Linked DNA regions of Mus musculus: regions 1, 2, 3, 4, 5 and 6 are each linked to region 7. Evidence: chromatin loops called from intact Hi-C (ENCODE). Cell type or tissue: left cerebral cortex. All regions are shown on one strand. Region 1 has its middle 76 kb from the start of 4930528P14Rik. Region 2 overlaps Gm13990 (a long non-coding RNA gene). Region 3 has its middle 60 kb from the start of Zfp770. Region 4 has its middle 30 kb from the start of 2810405F15Rik. Region 5 overlaps G630016G05Rik (RIKEN cDNA G630016G05 gene). Region 6 overlaps Meis2 (Meis homeobox 2). Region 7 has its middle 49 kb from the start of Gm31590.

Region 1 (4,000 bases), 590 kb after region 7:
GATGCTTCTGGGAAGGCATATTGGTTTCTCTTTTCTCAACTGATCATTGGACTAGGCTTCTGACTTGCTCATTTGCTCCAGGTTTATCAGAGTAGGATGCATGCAGTTGCAAAGAAAGAGATGAGAGTACAAAACCAGAAAGATTAGCAGAATGCATTTGTATTTGCCATCAACAGAAGATTCCAATTCCTTATGTGTCAGTGGGTATTACAGAGGCCAGGAGGTTAGGACAAAGGATTCAAAAACAAGTCGAATGCTGTTTTTACTGTGGAAAGCACTACAAACTCTGGAAGCTATTTAGGTAAACCTTGCCTTCACACACAGAGGTGTTAATTCAGGCAGAAATGCAGAGGTAAGCACTTGAGTCTGCCTTAGAATTAAGCCTTGAATGTGTGATGAAGGATCTGTATCAGGTGGATTTGCATCCCAGAGCATACTTCAAACACCCTCCCATCTCCCAAATAAGATCAAAGGTGAGACAGAAGAATAAGAAATGCTACCTGCCCATTCCATCTTCAATTCCCCTCAGCCACATACTTGGCCAGATATGAATAATTGAGTATCTTTAAATGTGGCAGAAAGAATATGTTTTGACTACAAAATAATTGAAAAAAAAAAGAAGTATTTTAATGACAAAAATGCTTGAAAGATTTAAAACATATCTAATAAACATATTTTTAAATTTTAAATTAATATAATTTTACATGTAGTAGTGCTTTGTTTGCATGAATATTTGTGTGAGCTCAGTGCTAGCAGTTTGAAAGAAGGCATTGTAGCTTATGGTACTGGAGTTAAGATAGTTGTGAACAACCATGTGGAGTCTAGGAATTGAACCCAAGTCCTCTTGGAGAACAGCCATGGACCCTCTATAAATTTTTTCATATATGTTCACAGAACAGGGAAGTTTGACATAGTGCAAAGGGGTAATTGAGAAAAAAATGTACTGTATTTTCACTGATCAATCAGAGACATCTGAACAAGCTACTTAGCTATAGTCACATTGCCTAGTTTCCTGTGTGTCTGTTCCCTGCTTCATTGAGAACTCTGTATGTGGTTCCATATATTGTACACATGCTTAAATATTTTTGTTGACTGAGTGAAGCTATGCATACCTGAATGGGTCAACATTTAATTGAGTATATGGTGGTAAAGTAGAAGGCATAAAAATTGGAGGATATGGGGAAGAAAACACAAAACCCAATAATCTCTCTCTTGAAAGAAGCAAGCATTTGAGAGCTACTATTTATTAATTGATAAATTCACAAGTACTTAATTGCATGTACTGTATCTATTGCCTTCTTGTCAGGTCTCTTTCTCTTTTATCTTGAAACTTCCTCCCCCTATACTCTTTAAAGACACAAGGCTACCGTGAGCTTTAAGATGCCAGTTGTATTCCTTGGTCACTATCTATTGACTTGTTAGTTCTGTGTGCTAACTAATTATCATTTAGCTACCATAAAGACAGTATGTAAAACTGAGTTTTAAGAGATCACTATCTTTTTAGGTCACGTTTTCCTTCCATGTCTTAAAAATGGGATTCTCAAATCGTCACGCATAGTTCCTTATCATGTTTTGAACCCAGTGACATGACTCTTTACAGGTTTAGACTCACATCCATGTGGCTCTTTCAGAAGGTCAAATCTGTGCTACTTTTAAAAAGAAATTGCACTTTTCATTGCTTTCCTTTAGAGCTGCAAACCAACACTGCCATCCACTGTTCCTTTGAATAATCTTCTCCCCATAGCTCTCACCAAGATGCTTTGAAGAAAATACGGATGACAAAAATCAAGTCTTTTGAACGGACGGGGAGCTCATTGATTTTAAGCAAGTGACACACTAAATCATAAAAGAACCAGACATCACGACTCACCTTCCTTTTCCAAATGCCTACACGTGGAAAATACATTCACACTGTGACCAAGCTGACAAGCAGTATCTAAAGTCAGTGTTAGGCTTGAATGGGAAACATCTCTCAAATGGCTTATATCTGAACAGTTGGCTCACACTGTTTGGTGCTGTTTTGGCAGGCTGTAGAACCTTTAAGAGGTAGGGCTTAGCTAAAGGAAGTAGGCTTCTGGCAGAAGGCTCTTATAGGTTATAACCTAGTCTGGATCCTAGCCCCATCTCTCTTTGTTTTATGATCCACTGGAATGAACAAGCTGTGTGAGATATCTCATCATAGAGCCAGTGGACTCAATTGCCATGTATTTTTGACGATGAGTGACCATATCTTTCAAACCATTAGTCAAAACAGGCCTATGATCCCTTAAATTGCTTCCATCAGATACTTGATCTTAGTGATGAGAAAAGTAGCTAACACAATTTCTTTCTGAGTCTTATAGGAAGGGAGAGTCATCCATTTTCTTCTTGATCATGATTAGAGTTGCTTCATAGGCTCTGTAAACTCAGGGCTGGCTCTCAGTAACACCCTAATATTTCAGGGTCAAAGCCAGTCTTCTCCAAGTGGCGGGATGTCTGTGTCTTTTGTGTCTCTGTGTCAGAAAAGTCCTACCACACTTGGAGGAAGAGCACACATATCTAGACTCAACCTCCTGACTTATTTCTTTATATTATTCCCTATGCCTCTCCCATGTTTATTATATATCTAGCCTTAGCTTTATTCTATTCTCACTTGAACTTTCAAAATAAGAAAATTTTAATGAAAATTATGAAGAATTTAAAATATTTCTTTTGCAATTTTTTTCTTATTAATCCTTCACATAAAGTGCCAAAATTTGAGGCCAGAAGTGTCATTCCTGAAATGTCTCCTGGTGAGCTGGTTCAATCCTTTGCCTATTCAGGTGAAGACACTGAGACCCAGAAAAAGCAAAACACCCTGGCACAGAGTCACCAGGAGACAAGGCAGGTAGCAGAAGTCTAGTCTTTAAATGTTGCCAAAACCAACTTCTAGCAAATGTGTCTCCCAGAAGTGCCAGCCACCTCTCTGCCCTGGAGTGACAGAGCATCATGGGTGGCATTTTCAATAACAACCTTTCTAAGAGTGTCTTTGTTCTTTCCTGCATCTCCTCACCTCTCTTAACTTCCTCTTTTGACAGCAGGATATTGAGGCTGGGAAAGAGCAGGCAATGTCCACATATCTCTTCTATTCACCCAAGGAAGGCATGCAAGTTGATGGCTTATAGAGTACAATAGAGGACAGACAGTAGGAGTGCCAGTCTTCATGTCCTGATATAGTAGGAGGACAACTGAAGTTGTTTATTTATTTGTTTTGCTTTTTTTACTTATTTAGATTTATGGTTCTTTCATCAGAAGATCACAGTTCCTTCATCCATCCAAGCATCCAAGCATCACTTATATTTGAATTGTTCTTAAAATTTATGCAGGCCATATCTTTCTTATTATCTTTTGAGATGGTCCCAAAGTAAGCTGAGTAGATGTGTTAGAGAGGCAAGCGGTCAACTCAGTGCTCGCTCAGTGCTGTTCCTGCAGGGATCACACTTGCTTTGGAGACTTAGAAATATCTACCACTATATGGTTCCTTAAGTCAGATTCCAGTTGGTTGATGTGTTTGCAATGTTTGCTTTATGGATTGACAATGTGTGGGTGTAGGGTTGAGCTGTAAAAGATTTTAGTACAGAAGGTAATGACACTGGAGTGTTATAAGGAATGTCAGTTTATTTACTAATAAAATGTTTCTGTGTAGATTATTGCCTAAGATAAAAGTGATTTGGATAATTTACTGGAGATTGATGGGGAAAAATATATTTTGAAATACAGGACACAGTGAGAGGAAAGGGCAACTAATTATCCCAGCTATGAGAAAAAAAGGTAAAAAGGAAATAATTATTTAGCCAAGTTATATTATTTAACAGGCATTATAATGAGTTTCAAACTTGTTATCTCATGTTTGATCTCTGGAAAGTTCTGAAATTAATCATGAGTGTACCCATTTTTAGATGAGCAAACAAAGGCTAGGACAACAAACTACACAGAGGTCATTTATTAGGAAAGTCACGATGGAGAATGGACTTGGTGCGTT
Region 2 (4,000 bases), 970 kb before region 7:
TGTAGCAGTAGACATTGGACCAAAAAATAGTGTGTTTCCTAAAGCACAGAGTGCTCTCGTGTCTCCTTTGAAGTTATTGCTTTGGAAATGGACACGGATGACTTACAGTGTGTTTATGGTAGGTACAGTGAGCAGTGAGGAGATAGGAGAAGAACAATGCAGACTCTGGGGTAGAGAGTTCATGAGGACATCACAGGGATGAGTCCAAAAGGCAAAACAATTACTGCCATCGTGAATACTGAAGGAAGGGCAGAGAAATCCAGCAAAATATACCTAATAGATAATATTTGAGTTAATGATGATCTGAAGGCTCGCTAGCATCTCCAAGGAACTGGAGTTTTCCTGTATCCTGTGGCAATGACATTTAAAAGGACTTTTCCATTCAGGCCCTAACCACTTGGGTGATTCTGTACTTAGCTAAATAACTGAAGACGCTCTGGGTTGTAAGGCAATTTCTGTTCCCAGCTGCATTAAAATGCTATTATTAATTATCTCCTTTGGTCTACCATTATGCCTTTATTACACACATATTGTTGGCCTCTGTGATTATTGAAAGGTGGTGCCATACACAGAGGCATTACGCTTAAAACAATAGAAGCTGTTTATTTGCTTGTAGGAGATGTCAGGGGGAGACAAGCATTGTTGGCTAGAATTGACTTGAGGAAGTAAGGGGAGACTGATCGCAGCTCAGCCTAACAGTGTACGAGACACACGCTCCTACATGGCGGCTTCCATCATGCATTTCCCACGGAAGAAGGGGTGGGGGAGTGGGCACTGAGTAAATGAAGGTGAATACAGACTCAATTGTCGTGTGTGACAAGACACTTTCTCTCTTTGTTTAATATATAAATCAGGAGCACTTAGGAATTGATATTAATTAAAATAATGTATTTGCTTTCTTTCAACAGTAGTGTCAGCCTTGTTAAAAACGGAACACTAGATCTTCAATTAGACTTTCAATATTAAAAATCTCTCATGAAATATGAATTAACACTTAACTTGTTGCTCATCAGATTAAAGGAGAGAAAAGTGCAATGGATACTCATCTTTAAGCTTTCCTAACCCTGAGAGTAAGGTGATGTCCAGAGGCAGCACGGATCAGGGAGCTACTATTGTTACCTTCCAATAGGAGTGACTGCATCTCAAGAGACAGCAGAGAATGCCATTGTGTCCCCAGTATGATCTTCACATTGAGCAGCTAATGCATGGTGAATCTGTAAATGTCCTACAGTGAAAATGTAATTGTCCTTAGAATTCTGTCAATGTATATTTAGGGACAGGAACAGAAAGGGGCTTGATGGTGCTCTGCAGTCTCCCCCACATTCAGAAAGATTATGAAAACACTATGAAACGTATTGTATTTAAAGCACATGTTTTCTCTTTAGCTATATTGAAGTCTGGAAGCCAGTGAGCACTTCCAAGGGAGCAGGTGGAGAAAATGGCATTGCCTGCTCTCTTCAGATAGACACTGGATGTCATGCCATTCTGTTTCACTGGTTGCCTGAAGTTCCACCAGACATAACTGAAATGGCCAGGCTCAGGCTTCATAGTGCATCCAAAGATACATTATGAAACTCGAACGATCTTGTTGGCAATGTGTTGGCTTTGGTGAAAGCTGCCCATAAATGTGCTTGCTTATAAAGCACATCATTGTTCTTTTAATTACGTCCCACCTGGATTTATACATATGGAAAAGGTGACTGAATTTTAGACCTCTCTCCGGGAGTGGTGTGCACCAGAACAGAGAAGCCACAAGGTGGTGGTATGGTGCCATATATATACATTTTTACTGGACAACAAGAAAAGGGGGTTTGTTTAATGAGCTTGCACTCACAAGCCTGCTCATCTAGTGAACTGTGACTTTTCAAATACCAACCTATTAATGTCAAAGGCAATACTGAAGGGAACAGTTCTGTTTGATTTAAAAAATACAGACAATGTGAAGTCCACTATGGCCCAGTATCTATCACCTATGGGGCTCCATTCATGCCTAATGCTTTATTCAAGCTAAGACCTAGTTTTTAGATATCAGATTAATACATATCTGCAGCTTTGCACCTTTCTCGTTTGATTTTTTTTTTTTTATCATCAGGGCTCTCGGGGGCCATTTTCATTCCCTTACTATAGCATCCGAAAGCAGGTGGATTAGAGATAACCCTCATTGTGCTTTGTTTTGCTCCAGACACTGTCATTAATCATTCCGTAAGCCACACTTCACTTCTAGTAATCAGCACTGGCTGCTCCTGAGCTGGGCGAGGATTGCCTCTCACTGTGTAATATGGAATTGGAAGCGAATGGCTGAGGCCAGATGCCTCTTCTGCATTCGCTGGCTATCTCATCATTTAGGTATTTATCCACCTTGGGCTTGTACGGAGAGCACCTCTCTCCTTCCCAGGAGGGCACAGATTGCAACAGAGGATCAGATTTGTTACCCGGGCTTTGGGCTTTGATTGCCCTCTTATAAGTTCAGGATTAAAGTGAAATTTCCCACAGGGCTATGCAGGATTTGCTAGCATTTAACTGTTTAACCTGGCTGTTTGTGAATGAGAATCCTGTGGTCAACTATCCCATAGAGGATATTACAGTAAGCCGAGCCTGAATGGTACACATTCCGGCGTGTTCCTGTGAAGATGGGTGCAGTTGATTCCAATTAGCTTCGTGTCTGATGCTGGTTGTATTCACGCACACAGAAAGCAGGAACAGGGAGGTAAAAGCAAGTCAAAGCACTCTCATTCACAAAATATCCATATTGGTTTCAAACAAGCACAAATGCTGTCCCTTAAACGATAATTTCTACTTATGCTTTAAAAAAAGAGGCAATTGGAGAATTATTTAGTTAAGCACCAAGTTTTCTGTTTCCTGTAGTTATTTTCTATTCTTTTATTTGTTTATCATTTCTAAGGTAGTTTGTTTAAAATACCACGAAACTTAGAATATGACCAAAGCAGAGCACAGTTTGTTCATTTGTTTACTGTATGCACAGTGATCAGTATGCATTAGGGAAGTCTTAGGCTACACACAGTACTTACAGATAGAATTTCCTGAATCTTTGTTATTTCTGAAAAAGAAGAAGCCTCTAACATTCCCTTTATCCCCCAAAACTAAGAACAGGAAATTGAGGGAAGAACTATTCAAAAATCAAGTCCATATTATCTTTCCCCCTTCTTTTGTTGTTATTTAGGGTTGGATCTATTGAAAGGAGTGATCTGAAGGATGCTAAAATGATTTTTGTTACCTGGGTTGAAGGAATGTATGCCCACCCTTGTAGCTAAGCTATTTAATATGCTTTTTATATGCTTAAAAAGAGAGTGTTGACTTCGTGGTGTGCTTTCATGGCAATCAGCAGAGTAGTGAAGCAACAGAAATATGGCATTTGGGAAATAATTCTAAACTTTGTGGTGAAAGGGTTTGCAAGATCTTGAACCAACAAAAGCACGGACATTTTATTCTTCTGTAAATCTTCCATTAAATGTTTTAAAGAACTTAATTTTATGATACAACAAAAAAGGTGAGACACATTTTCAGTCGTAATAAGCAAAATAAAACAATGCACATCTGGATTTTTTTTTTTAAAAAAGGCTGGGTCATGGACGATTGAAACATTGAAAACTAAAGACAAAAATCCAAAATCGGTTTTAAGGATGTTGATGGAAATCCTCTTATAGCGGCTTGCGTGGGTGGCAACTGGATCATCTGTGGGGAACTGAAGCTGGGGGAACCACGAAGCTACGGTGAACGGGGCTGCAGACTAATTTATCTGCTGTGCTGCATTGGTGTCAGATCCCCTCTTTAATAGGGAGCCGCTTTCAAAGCTGCTGTGACGGGACCCTGATCTTCAGCCTGGTGGGAGCTTTGCTTGGGGTTAGAAAACAAGAGCGTGGCATAGCGGGTGTTAAATAGCTTTAACCTCATTTGCTACATCCCATGGAATCAGGTCTCTGTCTCTGTCTCTGTCTCTCTGTCTCTCTGCCTCTGCCTCTCTCTCTCTCTCTCTCTCTCT
Region 3 (4,000 bases), 1.6 Mb after region 7:
TCTGGGTCAGTGGCTGATTATGGGATGGATCCCCGGGTGGGGTAGTCTCTGGATAGTCCATCCTTTCGTCTTAGGGGAGCACATTATTTCTTAGGTCCCTGGTTTATTGCTCTCCCCTCATTTCCTCCCACGTTCTGTTCTCTCTCTTTGCTGTCTTTCTCTCTGCCCACACAAATGCTATACAGGCAGGTGAAGGAGGCTTCTCTGAGCTCTGTGGCTGGGGTGGATACTCAGATGTTTCTGTTCTGTCCTCAGATGAACTTCTCTGTGCAAAGGTTGTGGAAGGTAAATCCAAAGCCCTGGACCTTGCTGGTCTTTAAAGAAGTGACCAGAAGGAGCCTAATGTTCCTGCTGTGAGCCAGCTGAAGAAAGCATGATTAACAGCTAAATCATTCTGTTGTTGAAGTGGGAGGTGGTGCTGGGGATGAGGCCTAAGACCACAGGCCCATTGGGAAATCCCTCCCAACGAGCTCCACTGTCAAACAACAAATATTTAATTGGAATTCAGTGTGTGCCCCTCTATTCAGTATAGCAAGAAAGTAAGCACATATCACAGACAAATTATTTTATATTAGTGTATAATTTTTAATTTCCCCCCAAGCCCCCTAAGTAGTCCAATATCAGAAAACTTTGGTTACCCTAGAGTTTTCTAAATTTATTTTTTTTCTTTTAAATAAATGTGTCTTTAGGTAGCAGGGTGCGCAGGCTAGTCATGCCTTGTGACATAAGAAGAAAAAGAAAGGGTTGTTTGTATTGACCATTCTCTCACCTCTAGGGCTTGTTTGCGAGACACCACTGGAAAATTAATAACACTGAACCAGTTGTGATGATTATAGCAATTTCCAGAACTTCTCCGTTAATATTAAGATTGGGAAAGTTAGAGCTTCTAGAATTTAAGTCTTCAGTTCAAGAGGTAACCTCGTGTGAGGTAGGGATTGGTGACATTATACCTTGTGTGTATGTATAAATGTGTCATTGTCAACCGTGTGTGTGTGTGTGTGTGTGTGTGTGTGTGTGTGTGTGTGTGTCCTCTCCACCCTTACACATTTCTTCAGGGAGTCACAAATGACTTATTAGCTTTTCTACTCCCGTTTCATACCATCTCTGTGGCCTCCCCAGCATCCCAGCTCCTCCTTCCAGATGAACTGTTCTTTCCAGTCCCTGACCAAGCAAAACTCCAGTGAACTCAGAAGCCCTTGTGATAGACGCGGGTTAGAGACCAGACCTCTGAGAGCACAGCAGTAAGTGGTTCTAGGGTAAGTAGTTGGGAAGAATAAAGATGCCCCTGACCAACATTGACCAACAAACATTGGCACTCCAGAGTCCCACATACACAAACTTCTATTGCATTGAGTCAAAAGAGGCCATCCTCGGGGGGGGAATAAGAACTATTAGCTTTCCACTGCTATCTGTTTTTTGTTCCCCGTCTCATTTTTTATTTGATAATTTGTGGGACATTTTTTTTCTATTTTGCTCAGTTTCTGCCTCCATTACAACACCCAACACTCTAATTAGCTTTTGTATGGGACAAACAGGAGGTATTGCTTCTGGCAGGATAGGATTTTCTGTCCTGTTGATTGATGGATTAATTTTTATTGAGCACAGTGTGCTACCAGCAGAACCAAAAGTCCGGCATGCAATTCCAGCGCCAGTCACTTACGTGCTAATGAAAAGCAAGACAAAGCGGTCATCCGGCCAATGGCTCCTCTCCACCCTGCCCCCTCTCTCTCCCACTTGTTTTGTTATAATAGACCAGTAGAGGCTGCCTAGGAGAACAACTTGTGTCCTTGCTCAGGTAGCCACCGTTTTATAGATTCTTACCTTTGTGTGTGTAAATTCGTATCTGAAAACCTTGGGTTTATTTGAGTGTATATAGCTAGAAGTCTGTCACCGTTCTCTTTTTGTCAACCCATTCTCTTCCATGCTTCGTAAAAGGACCAATGAAGAAATACAACAGAACAGTGAACAGGCAGCTTGGACTTCGCCTGAAACTTGAGAGGCTCAGAAAGAAGTCTCCTGGGCCCACTGAGGCTAGTGCGGTGAGACCACCTCTGCTGCCACCCAAACCAACAGCTAGCTGGCCTTCAGCTTATCAGTACAAACGCCCCTGCCCTCTTGGCTACGCACCCTAATCTTCAGTCTGTTCTCGAAGAGTCTCAAGAAGCCCTGCCCCTGTTCTGTGTGGATCTGGGTTGCAGCCATTGAGCCTCTTTTGCTGGGAAGGCTCCCAATAGCCTTCAACAAGATTAAATGCACTGATTTCTACCCCCACCCCCCAAAGAATCCGAGTTTTATTCTAAACATGAAATTTGCTTCTAGGTTATTTTTGTGAACGTTAGATTGCAGGAAACCAGACAGTGGGGTTTTGAGGGCATAGGAGAGGAAAGGGAAGGGCAGAAGTTGACCTGTGGTGTGGACTTTCACTTTAAACCTCAGCCCTGATCATGAGCCTCCTGGTGCATTTGATGGGCTGCACTGCTCTCTAGTGGCTAAAAGAAAGAACACATGCTATAATCAAACCTCCCTAAAATGTAAGGCTACTTTGTTAATTTTGGTTCTTGCATTCAGTTTCAAGAGTGCTTTCTTTTAAATGTGGAGAGAGAGAAAAACATATTTTTGGCGTGAAAGTACAACTTCTTGCTGAGAATGGTAGAACACCCCTTCTCCACTTCTCTGCCTCGCTTACTTCTTCAAGTGATCTATGCTCTTAGGGGTCTGCAATCTCTGGGGCCTTCGAGAGACCCATGCACTGGGAAGAGCAGCTGGGGGAAGCTAACATTTATCCCCAACACACTGGGCAGCAAGTTATGTGGGAAGACACTGGGAAATGCATGCTGTCGCTGCTGCCTCCATGGGAGGGCTTTTTCCTAAGTTTTCTCACAAGCCTGGATCTGTCCCGTCACAATAGAACCGTCTTCCACCATCACAACTCTCCCAATGTACCTGTCTCCAGCACACTATCATCCTACTGGCTTCCTGCAGCTCATCACCCTTCAATACGGACTTATTTGCGTGGTCGTTGTTTCTCCTGCTCACAATATGTGCTTCGCAGAAGCGGGGACCACATCTATCCTTTTCACTACTGTCTCTCCAGATACAAGAAATGTGCATATGCTCAAAACAAGGCAGACTCTAAGTATTTGCAAATAAATAAGTGAGTGGGGAGAACACAGAAGCCCTAAGCATTTCCTTCCTGTCGACTTCTTTCTCTGAAACATCATTGCCAGTATTAGAAAGCAAGTCTTGTGGGTGAATGCAGGATTTCACGAAAACCTGTAAAATGCAAAAGTTCCACCCACACTTTCATGGAGGCGGCAGACTAGGTCTGGAAAGTCCCAAGATGAGGCTTAATTTCATTTTCTAAGTCTGATTGTTCGTGCTTCTCCTTCTACTGAGCAGAAAGTATTATTGTACACAGGTGCAATCTTCTAAATATAATAGACATGCATAGAGACAATCCAAAGGGCTTTTTAAATCTTTAGGTTTTAATAAACAAATCTCAGTTGGTAGCTTATTTAATCAAATTCACTTAAGAGACATAAGCTTAACATACACACTCCACCCTATCAGGGGAATTTTTAAGGAATTTTCTGAAAGACATTTCTTTTTAGGAAGACAGCATTTGCCTCTGTCTCAATGTCCTTGACTTCACGATTGAAGATTTCTTTAGAAAACCTCATTGTTTTAATTACCCGTTTCCCTTTTTCTTTCCTTTTCCTTCTTTATTCCACTACGAAATAAGTATTATGACACTTCTAAGCACCGTTTTTAGTAGAATTCAGTCATTCTATATCATGAAAGGATGCCTTGTGCATTCTGTACCTTCCACTATTCTGTGACCTTCCCTCTGCTCAGGGATGTATGTGGGACTAAAGAGCTCCTGCATACAGAAAGAAACCCACTGGCTTAAGCCTTGCCCTCAGCAAATCTGGATGCTGAAAAGCAGAAATTAGCCTGTCAAACAAGCATGTGTGTAAGTTCTATACATGGACTCCATCAG
Region 4 (4,000 bases), 250 kb before region 7:
GGCATGAGGAAATGCCATGACTCCACCAAGCCTTCCTGAGCAGACTCCTCTGCCTTCTACTACTTCCACTCATTGCTCCGAGTTTCCCACACACATAAATCCTAGCTCGACAACACTACTGTAAGCTTCTCAAAGCCTACACCATGTCTTACTCATCTCCTGTCGCTCTTGGCAGAGCTTTGAAAAGAATAAACATTCCATACCCTGTGACAATGTAGATCCTGGTTGGGGAACCGTCCTTCACCAGGCCACCCCGAGGGCTAGCACAGTGTCATCCTCATGAAGGCATGCAGGTATCTCTCTGAAATCTCTCTCTCTCTCTCTTAATTCCATTCTTTGAACATCTTTTAAAATGATTGAAATTCCATAAATATTTCTGTTCCAAAATTCTCACTTTTGATTTAAATTAAATCATAAAACTTTCACTATTCAAATCTTGTTTTAGTATCCAGTAGAATTTCCTTCCACGCCTCCATTTTGAAATGTGTGTGTGTGAGTGTGTGTGTGTGTGTGTGTCCATAATAAATTTTTAGCTTATAAGTATATACCTACCATGGATGTTTTCCAAATTTAATACCCTAAAACTTAATTCTGAATACTGGATCCATTTAAAGTATAGTTGCTACTCAACAATTTCCGAGGAAAGGAAATTGCATCAGATGTCACATCTTAAAGGGAACTCAGAAGTCAAATTCTCTATAAATGTGAAAAATGGGCCTCTTTGTAAACAAGCAGAAAGAAGGCCGCAGGGCTGTGTTAACCGCAGCGCAAAGTCTTCTGTCCCCATGAGCCGCGAGCCCAATGGATGCCGCAGTAAGAAAATGTCGTATATGACCTGCAGACGGGAGGGCAAGTGCGTGGGCTTTGGATACCAACTAGGGAAGTGGTTCAAGAGTAAGAGGCCACTCAGGAGAAGGGGGTTGCTTGAGCTATGGCCTTGGTGTTACCCCCGGGAAAGCGAGCAGTTACACTCAGTTGTGAGAGGTGCATTAACCTCGTCAGACCACTAGGGTTCAAAGTGTTCCGTAAGGGGTAATTTATTAAATGGCTCCTAATTGCTTGGTAATGTACCTTCCAAAAGTCATTTCTCTGCGCTGTGATTAGGCCTGGGCTTTGCCAAGAGCTGTCACTCTCTTGCAACTCCAGAGAGATGTAGGAGTTTAGCCACTGGGCAGCTGTGTCGCTAACCAGAGCTCGGAATTCCACCATTAAAGCCGAACTGTCCACCTAGCCTCCAAGGGTGTAAACACTCAGATACAAAATTGGTACACCATATCTTTATGCCTCTTATTAATTATACATGAATTTGAATGGAACATGAGCAACCAGCTCTATTGTTGTGGAGAAAGGATACAGTTTTTTTTTTAAGAAATCGATCATTTTGTGACATTCTTTCTTCAAGATACAGAAATAACCATGCAATATATGTGTTTTTGCCACCTAAAAACAAATTTTGCTTGGCCGCCTTTGCTCCATCTGGAGGATAAGCAACACGAATCTCTGGCACGGCATTGGACAGCTTTCAGTCATCCTGCTCAGTAGTCAACCTTGGGTTTGTTTGTTTGTTTCCTTCAGTTGTTCTCCTCAGCGATCCTCCTCGGGAGTCCTCCTCTACAGTCCTCCTCGAGAGTCCTCCAGCTTCACTCTTTGACTACATTTCCTAAAGACTGATTCTGTTAATTAACAAGACCAGCAGAGGGAGTGCGAGAACCCTGTTACAGAAAAAAAAGAAAGAAAGAAAGAAAACAACTAATGGAAATCAAAGTTTTAAAACTCAATACCAAGCAGAGATAGGAAGTCTGGTGTTGAACTGCAGAGGCATAATCTCAGGATAGAGGCATCCACTTTGGGTATGAGGCTACAGCAGAGGAAAGAGCTCTGCCAGTCACTGCTAAAGTCTACCACACTCTTTGACTTCAGGATGCAGCTGGCCTGCTGTCTCCAAGCCGGCAGGGTAACTACACCAACAACTTCTATTAAGATCAGAAGGACTTTGGGCCATAGTAAGAGAACGAATTTCTAAAACTGAAAGGTGAAAGTGATGTAATTTATGTCTTTCATTGTTTACATCAGTTTGTAGACCTGACAGAAAGGACAAACACCTGGGTATTATCCTCCAACACTCAGGGACAAAATGTGAAACTTGGACTCAGGGTTAGATATACATCTAATTAGCATAAATGGATGAAAATGATCAGATTACAAAATAACTCAGAGGAGAGATCCAGCACAGAAAAAAGAAATCATATAATCAAATCCCAAACTTGGTTTTACAATTTGTTTTTACAATTTCCAGACTACTTAGAGAAGTTAGGCATTTTCTAAACATGTTTTGAGATTATTAGAAGAGGCTCACTCAGCTCTAGTGGTTAGTGGGTTATTTAAGACCTCGGTGTCCCCTGAAGGGCCTGTCGGAGCTGTGTTTTCCCTGACTTTAGTAGGACTTCTCAGGACATAATTGTGAGATCCCAATAACCATTGTTTCCCGACGGACATCCCTAAGAAAACAATGAATGACACGGGCAAACCAGGCTTTACCACATTCAGCCAAATAAAATTCTTTGTTTTACAAACTTTGAATAAGCCTGAGGATATTGCAACTTGTCTGGAAGTTTGGCAGGGAGGGAAAAAAAAAAAAAAGAGGTTTGGAAAGTAAATATTCAGTTCTGGTTTCTCCAGTAGATGTCACTTTCTGTACACGGGATATGACACCAAGCTTTAGGAGATGCTTATGGTGGCAAAAATTAGCGTTGGTTCCAGACAAATGCCACCACTGCTAAGCTTCCAATGGCTTTTGCTTGTGTTTGGAACCTTAAGGAATAGTTAAAGCAAAGTAAGTTCAGTTAGTTATCTGTCTCCCGCATCTCTAAGTAGTGTTGGTCATTAGGTATAGTGTGTAACACAACACTACTAGTGCCTGCTCTGTGGGGTTTATTGTTTGGTTGGTTTTGATTGTTGGCTTGTTTGGTGTTGTTTTTAGCATTATTCTAAGCCACGGCATAAAATGAATTGGTAAAAAAAAAATTAATACTGTCTTCAAGAGAAGAAGCTATCATCAATTATGTGCCCCGTGTTTACCAAGAATCTAATAGAAAGTGAGATTTACTCGCCTAAGACTCTTTCAATGTTTGTCTTCCTGAGTCGTCTACATGATTCCAATATTCATGTCAGTGTCCCTTGTCTGAAGTAGGAAGAGGAGAAATCTAGTGTTCTGAGGTGCTCTACTCTTTATTCTGCACCAGAATAAAAGGGAGAGAGAGTAGGAAGGAAGGAGGGGAGAGGAGGAAGGAAAGGAGGAAGGAAGGAGATGAGGGGGAGGGGGGGAGGGAGGGTAGGAGAGCATTATACATTTTAATATCATTTTTATAGCATCCACACGTTCAAGAATGAAAATCAAAAATTAATAGCTGGAATTAGATTAATACTTCCTAAAATACTTTCAAAAGTGCTCTTTTCGTTTCTAGACATACGCCTCATTATGCAGTTCTATTTGTATTCCAGAGCAGTTGAGTTTTATATTTGAGTTGTTGTAATGGATGACTTTGAAATGACAGGGGACAGTGCATTTTTGTTTCTTATTGATCAGCTCAAGGCTTTTGCTTGTAAATACTGTGCATTGAAATAACAAAACAGGCTACAGAAGCTTTTAAAAGTGAGACCGTCAGGGTCACATTTGATTCAGTCGTTGTATTGACCAATGTGATTTGATAATTGACAAATTAAGCTCATGAGAAAATTAGATCAACAACCACTTTTATTTTTAGATGGTTTAAACAAAAGAGATAAAATTTTGGGAGCAAATAATGATAGGATACTGGAACAAAAACTGCCCCCACGAAGGGAAAACCTGGGCATGCAACATTTTACAAAACAAAGAAATCTGCCTGGCCCATCAAAATAAACAACATTTAAATGGTTGCTTTGGGTTTTAAATATTTTTGCACAGAGCAGACCCTACGAGATTCTTATCTGAGCTAGAGATTTCTTGACATGTTAACCG
Region 5 (4,000 bases), 220 kb before region 7:
AAACAAATGCGAAAAGGACGTGGAGTCCATCCTGGAGATTTGAGTTGAGAAGCAGTGACCACTTTAGCTTAGGCAAAGATTGCAGAATCCTTTGAAAAAGCTGACAGGGATTTTCCAGAGAGGGGTGGGGTGGGGGGAATCCTAGGGTGGGCATTTTATGCAAATGAACAAATTTGAAATGTAGTACATATCCGGTATAGTAAAACTGACAATTCTGACAGTATTGACAACATAAATATATGTTTGAACACCGCACTTTCAGACACTTAACCGATGAAGCAATAAAAAAAATTCGACTACAATATTTCAAATAATCGACATTGATGTTTTGATACATCATTTTTATCCTCTGAATCGATCTATCACTCTCAGGCTGGTCAATTTTAAGTAAAAATGGGGAGCAATTATTTGCACTTTGACTAATGATGACCTAATAACAATCTTCAATTAATTACACCCAAACTGTGCTTTCTTCCCTCATAAATGGGGGGTGAGTGAGAAAAATTCTTAGGGAGTAGAGCTGGTAGTAGGGCACCCTTTCTGCTATTTTCCATTCTGTTTGTCATTTGTATATAAAGAGGTCCAGAGTAGAGCCTCGTTCTTTCGTTCAGAACACTTACAAAGGAAAGTTGCTCATGCCTGCACTACACACCTTTTAGGTATGTTAGGAGATGTAGCCTCCTTTCTACTTCGAAGCCGTTAGGAGTTCCTAACAAGCCTTCTGGCCACGTGAATCCCAGAGTTTAGAGGAGTACATGGAAGGAAGACATTTGCTTAAAGCACAGATTGGAGCTTTTTCTCAGGTTGAGTGTGAGGGAAAGGGATGGAGGAAAGGATGAGAGAGAAGAAGAGGATAAACAGAAAGAGGAAAGGGAGGGAGGGATGGAGAGAGGGTGGGAGAGAGAAAAGGGGGGAGAGAAACAGGGCTGGAAGGAAGTAGGAAGAGGGAAAGAGGGAGGGAGAGACGGGAGAGGAAGAGAAAAATAGAGAGTATGAATGGATACAGCAGCCTATCGATGAGCCACCTAGCAGGGCTTACTGTCTGGGTCTCGGTCTTCCTTAACCTCGGCTCGCACCACTGAGCGGTTTTAAGTACAGGAAGATGCGTGTAACTCCCGTTTAGCCCCACTGGCTTACTCGAACGGTGTGTGTTGGTTCACCATGTGGTTTTTCTAGGGGGCTTTCCTAGTCCCACTTTGACACTTGTCTCTAAAGTGTGCGCGCGTGTGTGTGTGTGTGTGTGTGTGTGTGTGTGTGTGTGTGTGATTGGTGGGAGTTCTGGGAATAAATCTGGCTAACTGAGGAAGAACAAATGGACAGGCGCCTTGGATGTAGACTGCAGACTGAGACAGTCCCTTGGAAACCTAGATTTCCCCGGGGACGAGAGCACCGAGTATCTTATTCCCCTAAACAACAACAACAACAACTCTGTCCCCTGCTGTGCTGTCCAATCCCTTCGAAGCCTCCTTTCTCCCACACGGGGCTTCCTGGCTTTCAGATCTCAAACTTATATAAGCTGTACTAGCCGGAATCCGGGAGAGAAAAAAGTCTTGTTTCCAGAAAACTTCCCAATTGTTAAGCCCCTTCAAAACACCACCCGCGGAGTGTTGGGCTCGTCAACACTTTTAACACAGCTAAGGTGCTCAACAAAGGGAGAAGATGAGTGTGAGTCACTCTGGATCAGGACTGGAAAGTCTTTATGATCTGGGTGGCCGACTGCCTTCTAGTTACAACCGTCCAGTCCGGGGGGCGGGGGGTGTCCCTGTCTGCATTGGAATCTGTAGTAAAGACTAGAAAGGGGCGGAGGGGAAAAGAAGGAACTGGAAATGGGATACAGAGCGCAAAAATGACAAGAGATAGAGCAAGAGGAAAAGGAAAAGGAAGTGAGGAAGGGCGTGGGAAGGAGAAACTGACAGCGCCACGGTGCACAGAGTGTTTGGAGCCCCGCCAGATAGCGCTAGAGGGCTATTTATTGAAACCCGTTCTTTCCGCGCCATAGGGAAACAGCTAAAATGGGAAGAAATCAAACAGGGCAAAAGCAAAATGCAACAATTCCACTCCATCTTTTTTTTTTTTTTAACCTGTCGGTTCATTTGATCGTATTTCCAGGGTGAAAAAAAGTCTATGATAGAGCACGAAGGTGTGAAAAAGGAAAAAAACCAATAAATAAAAGTAAACACAAAGCAAAAGCAAAAATAAACCAGTAAGGTGGTGGTAGTAGTGGTGTGAGGACAGGGGCCCTTTCCCAGGGTAGACACCATCTAGAAAGAGCACGAACCAAGGTAAGAGGTAAGCAAGTGAGCAGAATTCTTTTTACTGTAACTTTTCAGTTATACTGCGGAGAAGGTCAAAAACAGTTCACAAGGATGAGCGGAGGTTTACGGAGAAGAGACGTTTTAAAAGTAATAAATGGCTCCAAGGGCTGGAGTGTGGGACAAACACGTTAATAGAAATGCCAAATAAAATATATATCAAAAATTCCAACTGTCAGCCAGCAGGACCAGGGCAGAAGACAACCTAAGCCCTGAGCCTTTGTCCCAATAACATAAGACTCAGGGCTGTTTCTGCAGGACCACAGCACCCTTGGAGAACAATTTACAGACAGCCCAGGAATCCTGGAGAAAGGGGGAAAGGACTTTTAAAACTCACCCTCCTTTAGAACCCAAAGGAAAGTAGTGCAGATGGAAAGAGAAAACCTGAGAGCAGAAGTGGACATGGCAAGAGAAAAAGCAAATGGATCGTGTGTTTTTGAGGTCCCACCCCGGCTAGATTCACTAATTCAAGGAAATAAAGGTCCTTCGTTCCTATTGATATTTTACTTTTAAGTATCAACCTTGTTTGTCAAAAACCCTGGCATTTCCTATGGCTAGCCTCCCGTTTTAGCAATGAGCTTTCCTTTGACCCAATGAAACCCCTCTTAACTCAAAGGAGTAAGTTATCTTCCATTAGGCTGAGCAGAACCTCCCCAATTCAAACATAATCTCACCTTCTTTCTTCAATAAAACTCTCCTTGATACGAAATATTCCAAATCAAAACATTAACTAAAGTTACAAACAAGATTAAGGCTGGATTTACTGGCTCTGGTAATAAAGCATCAATTGTTCTAACTGTTGAAAAGAAGACAAAAGGGATTTAAATCTGGTGATTTTAATACACAGATTAACACTTCAGGACCTCACAGTTCTGAGGAATGTGGAGTTATCTGTGCAGAGGATCTGGACATTGGGGAGGGGGGATATAAAAAGAACAGCCGCAATTACCACCTCAAGGAGGCTGAACAAGCACAGCTAAAATAAAGTTGGAGTTTATAAATGCTACTTCAAATTAACTCCCCTCCCAAAAGCCAATGCCGTTGGACTACAGAACTAGGGGGCTTATATTATTCCCTTAAATCCTTAATGTTACCTATAGTAACATTCCACAAGGGATCAAAAGAAGAAAGGGAGAAATAGAAAGGAGTGCTTTTCAGAAGTCTAGGAGATGCTTCAATAAGAAAGGGGGTGATTAAAAACAGACTCTTAAATTTGAGAGGCCCAATTCTCTTTCTCATTCACCCCCTTCAGTACCCCCCTTTTCACCTCCTTTTTAATTCAATGTTCCCACCCCCCACTCCAGAGCTAAGTAGCTGATTTAAGATTGTGAAGAAATAGGTTTTACCAACCATATTTGTTCTGGGGCACTTGTAAAACGCGATTTGTAGAGAGTCTTTAGCCTTCCAATTGTCTTTGAATTGTTTTTACTGAAACAGATCTTTTGCAGTTAATGAGTCCCCACACAGCTGGACAGCTCCTCACGGACACTGAGAACTCTAACCCCAAAATGACCCCAATTTGACACCGCAAGATGAAATTTTACCGCCTGTTAAAACCATTTCCAGCCTGGGCAGAAGGGGCTGACTGTTGACTGAGGTGTGCATGGCGCCTGTGACCCCCATCTCTTGTCTGTCTCTGGGGCTGCCCCACCTATTTCCCTTCACCTCAAATGTGGGAGAGTAAATGA
Region 6 (4,000 bases), 200 kb before region 7:
ATCAGGGCAGCTTCTGTCGGCCAGGAAGTCCTAATCACTCACTTCTTAATTCTCTGTAAATAAAGGGGGCAGACCTTGAAGTGCAGCGGGGTGGAAGAGACTGCCGCTTACACACACAGCCGTTCTTGGGAGTCAGGGAAATGGCTGGAAATTATTTTATATTCGGAGAGATTAGGGAGGGGTGGGCAAGCACGGTCCAAGCGAGTACTAGCCCGGCTCTTCCGGCTGAGGGTAGGTGGGGAAGGCGGCGGGATGCCGAGGGGAGGGGACAGTGGGTAAACAGCAACTGAGCCTAAAGCCTGAGGCCTCAAGCATCCCGAGGTGTAGCTAAGCCGCCCGGAGGAACACAAAGGGCGTACGCGCCCGGCACTCACACTTCTAAGTTTTGAAACGCGGTTTATTTATTCTTGTGAGCTGCAACGCTGAGAGAAATGTGGTCTTTCGATGGAAGCTCTTTCTTGTTTAACATTCTTATTATTTTGGCCCTACTACCGGAGCTTTACTGGAAGCAGAACAAACAAGTTTATAAAGCAAAGGGTGGAGAGATGAGACCTTCTTAAAATCGTGAAAAGTCTCTCTCGTGTGGATGTTGGTGAAGCCCTCCGCCGGGTCTGAACCGCCCGTTAGATCAATTCAGAATGGGAGTGGGGGGCGGGAGGGCACCAAATAGCGCTCCCTGCCCTGGTTTGTGTGGCAGGCGTCTCTGGAGTGGGGTCTGGATCTACTCCGAGCTCTAAATTGCCTGGCCTTCTTGCGTATTTCATTACTTCCCAACTGAGTATATGTTTACTTGGCGGGCTAAAGTGGCCGGGGGCTTCTCCGAACTGATCTGAAAAGACCTGTGAACCCAGGGAAAAGGCCAGGCTGTTTCCTTTCTGTTTGTGGCCCAGGCTCGGCTGATTGAGGGTGTAGTGTGTTGCGTGCCTGTTGTATTAAAGAAGGAATGCAAACCCTCCAAACTTGTTGATTACAGTTCTTGCTCCTTCCCCTCTGCACCCCATCTCCGTGCGTGTGTCTCTGCGTGGCGCTGCCCGTTAGGCACCCGTTGTTTCCTCTGTTAGCTCTGGTTTTTGAGAAGTGCGAGCTGGCGACCTGCACTCCCCGGGAACCCGGAGTGGCCGGCGGAGACGTCTGTTCCTCTGACTCCTTCAACGAGGACATCGCGGTCTTCGCCAAGCAGGTCCAACCTTCTTGACCCGCTCACCCCCCACCCCACAGAAGCCCTCCACTCCCCCACCCCCTTCCTCCGAGTTTGACTTGAAAGAGGAGGAAAAGGCAAGACACCCGATCTGTTTCTCTGGCCCACTCGGCACTCTGCGCCTCCTCCCCACCCCTCAGCCTGGAGGCGAATTGGAAAGGGAGATAAATATGGGTGTTTGTTTTTCCCCCCAGCCAGGAATACAGGGGCTCGACCCTCGAATTAAAGTTGACCTGCTCCTAATCTGGGGCTTGGCCTTTTCCCCGCCTGCAGCTACTTGAACAAGAATTGGGGAGAGGGGCTGGGAGGGACCTGGGAGTGCCCGGGAGCAAAGGAAACAAGGCGCCTGGCAGTGAGGTCTGCACAGGCACCGAGGTGCTGGAGATGGGGGGACCCAGCCTCTGACCCGGCTGCAGAAGCGGGTACTGAGGATCTACGAGCCGCCTTGCCTACCCTGCTACAACTGAAGTAGAGTATGGCTCTCCCCACCAGATCAGGACCTGAAGGCCCTGCTGTTTCTCCAGCGACCCAACTCACTTAAGACACCAATCTGTTTCTTGAATTTTACCAAAGCCCCTGTCCTCTCTTCTGCCCCTGCCCTTCCAGAGAACCGGGTCCCACAACCCAGAGTAGTGGCCGATAGGGTTTTTCTGTTTTTAAATGGGCTGAAGATTCATTCTGACTTTCCCTGCTTCCTATAGGTTCGCGCCGAAAAGCCTCTTTTTTCCTCAAACCCAGAGCTGGATAATTTGGTAAGGCTCAATGTTTCTTGCTTGTCTCCAGCCTCGGGGCCCCGTCCCAAACTCAGAGTCACCCACTTGCTCCTGGAGCTCCATGGAGTTTCGGCAGAGCCCTCCTAGGAAAACACAGGGGAAGAGACTTATTTAGAGCCCCTACGTGGAAGGCGAGCCAGGGGCGGTATGGGCCTTAGGGGCTAAGAAGCCCACCGAGGCAGCCGCAGGCGCCGCGGCGCAGAGCCGAGTAGGGATGCTTCCCAGGTCTTGGCCTCGAGAGTAAGCGGCAAGAAGGGAGTGATTTCCTCTACAGGCCGGGGGAGGCATTGGAGCCCCAGGCCGCTGCCCTGAAGGAAGTAACTGCTCCGGCAGTGGCAGCGAAAGGCGGGCTAGGACTGGGTTGGGGGTGAGGGGCTATCCTGCGCAGGCCACTTTTAGGTGCAATTCTTTTGCTAATTTGCAGGATTTCAATATTAAAAGTACTTAAATCCCCTTTCAAAGGCCCAGCCTCTCCATTCATCTGGAGTATTTCCTTCTTCTGAGAGGAGGTTTGCTCTGAGTCTGCAGTTCTAAAAAGGCTTTTCTGTCCAAAGAAATAGCTCTCTTCTCTTCTCTTCTCTTCTCTTCTCTTCTCTTCTCTTCTCTTCTCTTCTCTTCTCTTCTCTTCTCTTCTCTTCTCTTCTCTCTTATTTTTCTTCTATTATCTCTCCTTCCTCCTCCTTCCCCTCCTCCTCCCCCCTCCTCCTCCTCCTCCAATTTGACCTGAGGTGGAGGGTAGGAGGAGACTGTAAAAGAGGAATGGGGTGGAGTAAGACCTGGTGGGAGAATGCAAGCTGTACCAACACCACACTGTGAGGACTGGGTGGGGTGGGGGTGGGGTGGGGGAATTCATACTAAGGCTGCCTGTATACTAATTCCCACTACTGTAGCCAATGAGGCAGAGATGATCAGTAATAATTTGGTTTTCTTATTTCTTGGTGTGTGAATTTTGCCCGGCCACCTGCTGGTTTCTTCTTTCTTTGCCCAATTTCCTCAGCACACTGACCTTCACACACACACACACACACACACACACACACACACAACTTGCATGTGTTAGAACCCTAACTCTATCCTATTAAATTTCCCTTTCAGATGATACAAGCAATTCAAGTACTAAGGTTTCATCTTCTGGAGTTAGAAAAGGTAAGCAGGAAACAACAGTCCGAATTTTGATTCTCTCAACCAGATGATTGGAGATGCTACAAGCCTCCAGACTGAGGGATTACACATCTGGAGATGTTGATCACGTTTTTATTTCCCTCCTTTATAGACTTCTTAACCCAGGGGCTCAGAGGATATGGGAATCAGGGCAGCTCTGACTTTTAAAGCCCCCACCCCCAGGCGCTCAGGATTATTTGAAGTACAGCAAGAGCCATTTGTGTTGCTGGACACAATGTCTACTTGTGTCTCTATTAGCTTAGCTTATCGTGGACCCAGTGCTCTTGCTAGGTGCAAGCAGAGAGAAGAGTCCTCTCTGGGGTGTCTTTGCCTTGATACATAGATCAATCATTTCCCCAGGAAACATACACAACAGAATCACAAATGTCCCTAATTCTAGTGTTTAAATGCTTCTGAGTTACCAAATCACACTTTCATCTCTGCTTCCCCAGTCTGAACTCAGTTACTTCCAGTTCAGTTTCTTTCTTTCTTGTAACTTGTTGCTCTGGGGAGTCTCTGGAGGATAATATCTATTGCCACAATTGCCCTATTGTTTCCTTGCCTTCAACTCTTACACCCCTTAATTAGAGTTATTTTGGAAGACATCACATTGTTGCTCTCTACAAATGTAACCTTGCAACCTGATATTCTTCCCCTTTAAAAAATGAAACCTATAAAGACAACCTGAGCTGAGCCCTCGCCATGACCCTCCTCCTAGGTCCACGAACTATGTGATAACTTCTGCCACCGGTACATTAGCTGTTTGAAGGGAAAAATGCCCATTGACCTCGTGATTGATGAGAGAGATGGAAGCTCCAAGTCAGATCATGAAGAACTTTCAGGCTCCTCCACAAATCTCGCCGACCAC
Region 7 (4,000 bases):
TATGTGTGTGGTGAACGGAGGGCTTAAGTAAGTATGATGGGAAGGGGCACCTACATATAATGAGGCTGCTGTTTTAAGCTGAATAGAAAAGAAGTGAGGTAGACAAAAGCCACACACACACACACACACACACACTCACACACTCACACACAGTGCACTTTAAAATTATTCTCACCTACCTGTCTTCTTTTCTTCTCTAACTACACACTGTATGGACTCCTATATATAGGTGGGGGATACTCAATGTGTCCTATTGTCTGCAGACCCACCGGACAGATTCCCATTTCTGTAGACTCCTGACTGTAAGCCTAGACCGTGGCCTTTTTTATCAAGGGAGTCAGGCTTTGTTAATGTATTTGTACTTTTCTGCTTTCAGTCTAGGTTTCTGCTTTGTAGGAAGGAGGAGGTACAAGGAGGGGGAGGGGAGCAGAACACAAAGACTATCTAGTTCTCACCGAGCAGGTTTCAAAATAGAACTTAATGGGAAGAAAGAATAAAAATAAGGAGGAGTGTGAGAATTGTGCATTACAACAAATTTACCAGTACACGAAGAATTTTTTTTCCTTTTGAGGATTTTGTTTTCTTCATATTGAAACATTTTCAAATTTTAATCCTTAGCAGACAAAACCTCAATATAAATATGACATGGGCCACTGGCAAAAAAAAAAAAAAGAAAAAAAAAAGAAAAAGAAAAAAGAAAAGAAAAAAGAAAGAAAGAAAAAGAAAAAAGAACTTAAACTCAGTGCCCAGAGGGGAGGGGCGCAGGGAGAAGAGAGGGCCCTTTCTGATTAATAACTAGCAGGGTAATGTTGAGGGCTTTTTCTGCCCGATTGCCTTTTTGAATTAGAGCCGATTTCTTCACACTTCAATAGTGCCTGTCTCCTTTAAAATGATTGGCAGATCTGTTTCTCTTTTTTCTCTCCCTGAGACTTAATGATGTAAATTTTCTAATTAGTTAAATCATATTGCTTAAAGGGCTAATATTTACCGTGTAAGAAATGATCATTCTGATTTGGACCTCTTGAAATATTTCGAGAAATAACATTTGGCTTTTAGGTTGAGGGATGGGGTGGGGGGAGGGGGGAGGCGCTAGTGGAGTGAGGGAAGGCACGGACCGGCAACATGTTAAATTAATAGTTCAAGTTGAGCTGGGCTCACACCCCAAGTCCGCTTTTATTTTTCAATCAGCGAAGATTTAATTGGCAGCCCTCGGGCCGGGCGATCTGATATTTTCTCATTAGTTTCCCATCACTAATCTTGAGTGGTAGGTTGTCTTACAGGTTGTCAACATTTGACCAATTTTATTTAAGGGGGGTGGGGGGTGGGATGGGGGCGCATTATGACTTCGGGATGTGAGACCTGCAAATAAATCCTGCTTGGATCAGCGGAACTAACAGGCGAAAAAAATGTTGACTATTCATCGTCGTTTCTAATAAGTTGCATTAATATATATTTCAAGAGGGTGTGATTATATGTGCTCTGTAAAGACACAGATGAAAAGAGGTCGGAGCTGCAGCACTAAACTAGTTGAAGTGAAACGTAGATACATTTCCAGCCGAAGGTAAATAAGCCGAGTGGAATCGTTGTTGAGGGTTTAGGAGGTACGATCCTCCTCCCCTTCCTCTTGCAGCTGCGTGAAACCGCCAAGCCTGTGTCACCGAGCTCTGAGCGGCTCCGCGGGCTGGTCCACAGATAACATCAGAGCGCCCCCTGCTGGCCTTCAGGGCAGACCGCGGCGGGACAGCCCCCCGCGAAGCCAACGGTGTTTTTCTGCGCCCCCCACCCTTCTCCACCTACCCTTTCCACTACTCTCACCCTCGTCCGCTGCAGCGAGGGAATAGCTTGTCATGGCTGAACATTTAAATGAATAAATTTTAAAAATAATAATAAAACAGGAAAGTACTCACACCTTTCACTTGGCCTCGGGGAATAAACGACCAAATGCCTAAGCAAAAGGATTCGTTTTCTAATCTCCTTATTCTGTAGGGGTTTGATCAAGTTTGCTTTTTCCCCCCTTGCAGATTTAACTTCCAAAGATATATTTTAATGGACAACCCTGAAGGCTTTTTATTATTATTGCTATTAAAAAATAGATATCTGATGAGGGGCAACAAGAAATGCCAAATAATATTTCTTGTACTTGTAAAAGCAAACTCCGGGGGGGGGGATTTCACAGGTTTATAAAAGTCTACAGGAATCGCTTTTGGAATTTAAGCAGTTCTCAATTTGAGGTAATTCCTTTTGCACACATCTTTGGGATCCCAGAGCATTCAAAATGTGTGTGTGTGTGTGTGTGTGTGTGTGTGTGTGTGTGTGTGTGTGTGTCTGTCTGTCTGTCTGTCTGTCTTAGTTGTCACAGTATCCATACACAAACAGGTCTTTTCCATGCCTGTGTTTTTCTTCCCTGACCCTGTTTTCTTGCTTTTGCTGAACGCGGACAGAGCGGCTGAAGCGCACCCCAATATCCTGCCGCCTCCGGAGTGTAAGCACTTCATCTCTCTGCACCGCAAGGTGCGCCGTTTGGTTTCAGAGAGTTGGGGTTTGGTGCACAGCGGCGTACTTCTAGCGTCCAGATTACTCTCTCCTGGGATTTCTGCACAGGGTAGAAGGCGCAAGCAAGCAGGTAACGCGACCCATCTCCATCGCCTCTGCCTCTGGGAGAAGACGCTGACAAAGCAGCCGTGTCAGAAGGGTCTCCCCGCCGCAGTTGGACCCCCCACATCAGACATGGCAATCTACCACGCGGAACGACTTTGGCTTCTCAGGGAGTTTTTGGTTTTTATTTTAAAGAATCAGATTGCGGGTTTTTCTGAGAGCAATTCTGAGGAACGAGGCTCTGGGGAAGGAAAGAACGGTGCATTTGGAAAAGGTGTGTCTTTCCTCCCCAGTGCTTCTAATTCTTGGATTGCGCAATCCATTCTCTACCCTGGCTCTTCTGCAGATTCCACTTTCACATCTCAGATCCCCACCCTCGTTTGTGGATGTTGGAGGTCTGGGTCAGGCACCCTGGGACCCCACAGAAAGGGGCGCTTCTAGGAAAAGGCAGTGGTGGGAGTTAACCCAGATCTTTTGGGCAGAATAGGGATGGCTAAGTGCAGCTGAGCTTGAAATATTGTTAGGGACTATTGTAATAACTGAGATAGATTTAAATATGCACCAGCAAGCAAGCTGTTATGCCGAGAAGGAATCTGTTTTGAAGTTCATTGCATTACTTTAAAAGTACATTCTTCTCTGAGGAAGTCTGCCACTGCGGTTGACTTTTTTGAAAGGTCCCCTTTAAGCTCAGTAAAGTGTAAGAGAAGTTACTGCACAACACATGGACCGCCTTAAATATATGTGTACATAGGTATTTGCGTGCCCAGGGAATGCATAGCTGTCCGTGCAACTATATAAACACAATAAAACAAACACAAGGGAGTGGACCCCGCTGCAGCTGAACTCAGAACAAGAAGCAGTCAGCACTATACTCTCACACTCACGAGGGAGGAAGGGTAGAAATCCCACTGTGTTTGGTTACAAACAGCTTAATAAAATTGGGAGGCATTGACAGTCTGGTCAGTGTTCTAAATAAATTGACACGAAGGTCCTCCAGAAGAGACAGAAAATACCTCACCATCAATCTTAAGCCACTTGCCGATTATGATTGCAAGAAAGAGATCACCGAGACTTAGCTTCTCAAATGGCTTGTTAACAGCCCCATGCCTATGTTTTGGCAACAAAATTAACTCTCCAGGAGGAAATAAAATTTTAAAATTTGTTTTGTTTTGCTTTAAAGGCAAAGAAAAATCATCCAAGGAACTTGCTTTTAACACCCTGGATTTGTTGCTGGTCAGAGACTGCTCTTCCCTTCTAGTTTGCTCAGTTGGGCCGACAAAAGAAACGGGATCAACTGATACCTCCATGGGATAAAAGAAAACACTAATATCAGCCTTTAGTTTTCCCTCTTGCTTAGAAGAACTTTATTTTTAATGTCCAGCGTTTTTGTGGTTGAAAGTTGTGC

The links. A loop is a pair of places that touch in the nucleus more often than their neighbours do. Peaks named below come from ENCODE experiments on the same cell type or tissue, not always from the same donor. Only the 100,000 strongest peaks of a DNase experiment are listed, where the experiment ranks them.
Region 1: a loop joins it to region 7, with 2.5 times the contacts of the local background. A loop is called at or near these places in 5 of 42 quality-filtered maps.
Region 2: a loop joins it to region 7, with 4 times the contacts of the local background. A loop is called at or near these places in 10 of 42 quality-filtered maps.
Region 3: it touches region 7 in a loop (5-fold over the local background); 5 of 42 quality-filtered maps call a loop at or near these places.
Region 4: it touches region 7 in a loop (9-fold over the local background); 14 of 42 quality-filtered maps call a loop at or near these places.
Region 5: it touches region 7 in a loop (6-fold over the local background); 33 of 42 quality-filtered maps call a loop at or near these places.
Region 6: it touches region 7 in a loop (4-fold over the local background); 33 of 42 quality-filtered maps call a loop at or near these places.

Annotation. Positions count from the first base shown.
Region 1 is chr2:115,266,156-115,270,155 of GRCm38, reverse strand. No RefSeq gene overlaps it. Among named protein-coding and RNA genes, the nearest start is that of 4930528P14Rik, 76 kb to the left of the region's middle. In left cerebral cortex, a CTCF peak has its summit at 1,709; a DNase peak (open chromatin) is centred at 1,741.
Region 2 is chr2:116,819,300-116,823,299 of GRCm38, reverse strand. The region is part of intron 3 of Gm13990 (a long non-coding RNA gene); the gene reads left to right. Among named protein-coding and RNA genes, the nearest start is that of Gm13990, 57 kb to the left of the region's middle. In left cerebral cortex, a CTCF peak has its summit at 1,743 (motif pointing right); DNase peaks (open chromatin) are centred at 1,727, 1,996 and 3,738.
Region 3 is chr2:114,259,032-114,263,031 of GRCm38, reverse strand. No RefSeq gene overlaps it. Among named protein-coding and RNA genes, the nearest start is that of Zfp770, 60 kb to the right of the region's middle. In left cerebral cortex, a CTCF peak has its summit at 2,480 (motif pointing left); DNase peaks (open chromatin) are centred at 162, 2,482 and 3,276; H3K4me3 peaks cover 233 bases; H3K27ac peaks cover 352 bases.
Region 4 is chr2:116,104,112-116,108,111 of GRCm38, reverse strand. No RefSeq gene overlaps it. Among named protein-coding and RNA genes, the nearest start is that of 2810405F15Rik, 30 kb to the right of the region's middle. In left cerebral cortex, CTCF peaks have their summits at 1,010, 1,694 (motif pointing right) and 2,675 (motif pointing right); DNase peaks (open chromatin) are centred at 140, 1,695 and 2,692.
Region 5 is chr2:116,069,603-116,073,602 of GRCm38, reverse strand. The region is part of intron 2 of G630016G05Rik (RIKEN cDNA G630016G05 gene); the gene reads right to left. Among named protein-coding and RNA genes, the nearest start is that of G630016G05Rik, 4.4 kb to the right of the region's middle. In left cerebral cortex, a CTCF peak has its summit at 1,947; DNase peaks (open chromatin) are centred at 1,895, 2,277, 3,339, 3,960 and 3 more places; H3K4me3 peaks cover 2,746 bases; H3K27ac peaks cover 3,521 bases.
Region 6 is chr2:116,058,631-116,062,630 of GRCm38, reverse strand. Meis2 (Meis homeobox 2) reads left to right here. Exons shown (of 12, transcript NM_001159568.1): 3 at 1,039-1,180; 4 at 1,900-1,950; 5 at 3,067-3,117; 6 at 3,851-4,000. Among named protein-coding and RNA genes, the nearest start is that of Meis2, 4.4 kb to the left of the region's middle. In left cerebral cortex, no CTCF peak of the experiment used is centred here; DNase peaks (open chromatin) are centred at 750, 1,018, 1,602, 2,080 and 2 more places; H3K4me3 peaks cover 2,615 bases; H3K27ac peaks cover 2,768 bases.
Region 7 is chr2:115,853,676-115,857,675 of GRCm38, reverse strand. No RefSeq gene overlaps it. Among named protein-coding and RNA genes, the nearest start is that of Gm31590, 49 kb to the right of the region's middle. In left cerebral cortex, a CTCF peak has its summit at 1,693 (motif pointing left); DNase peaks (open chromatin) are centred at 1,667, 2,547, 3,477, 3,623 and 3 more places; H3K4me3 peaks cover 1,697 bases; H3K27ac peaks cover 1,006 bases.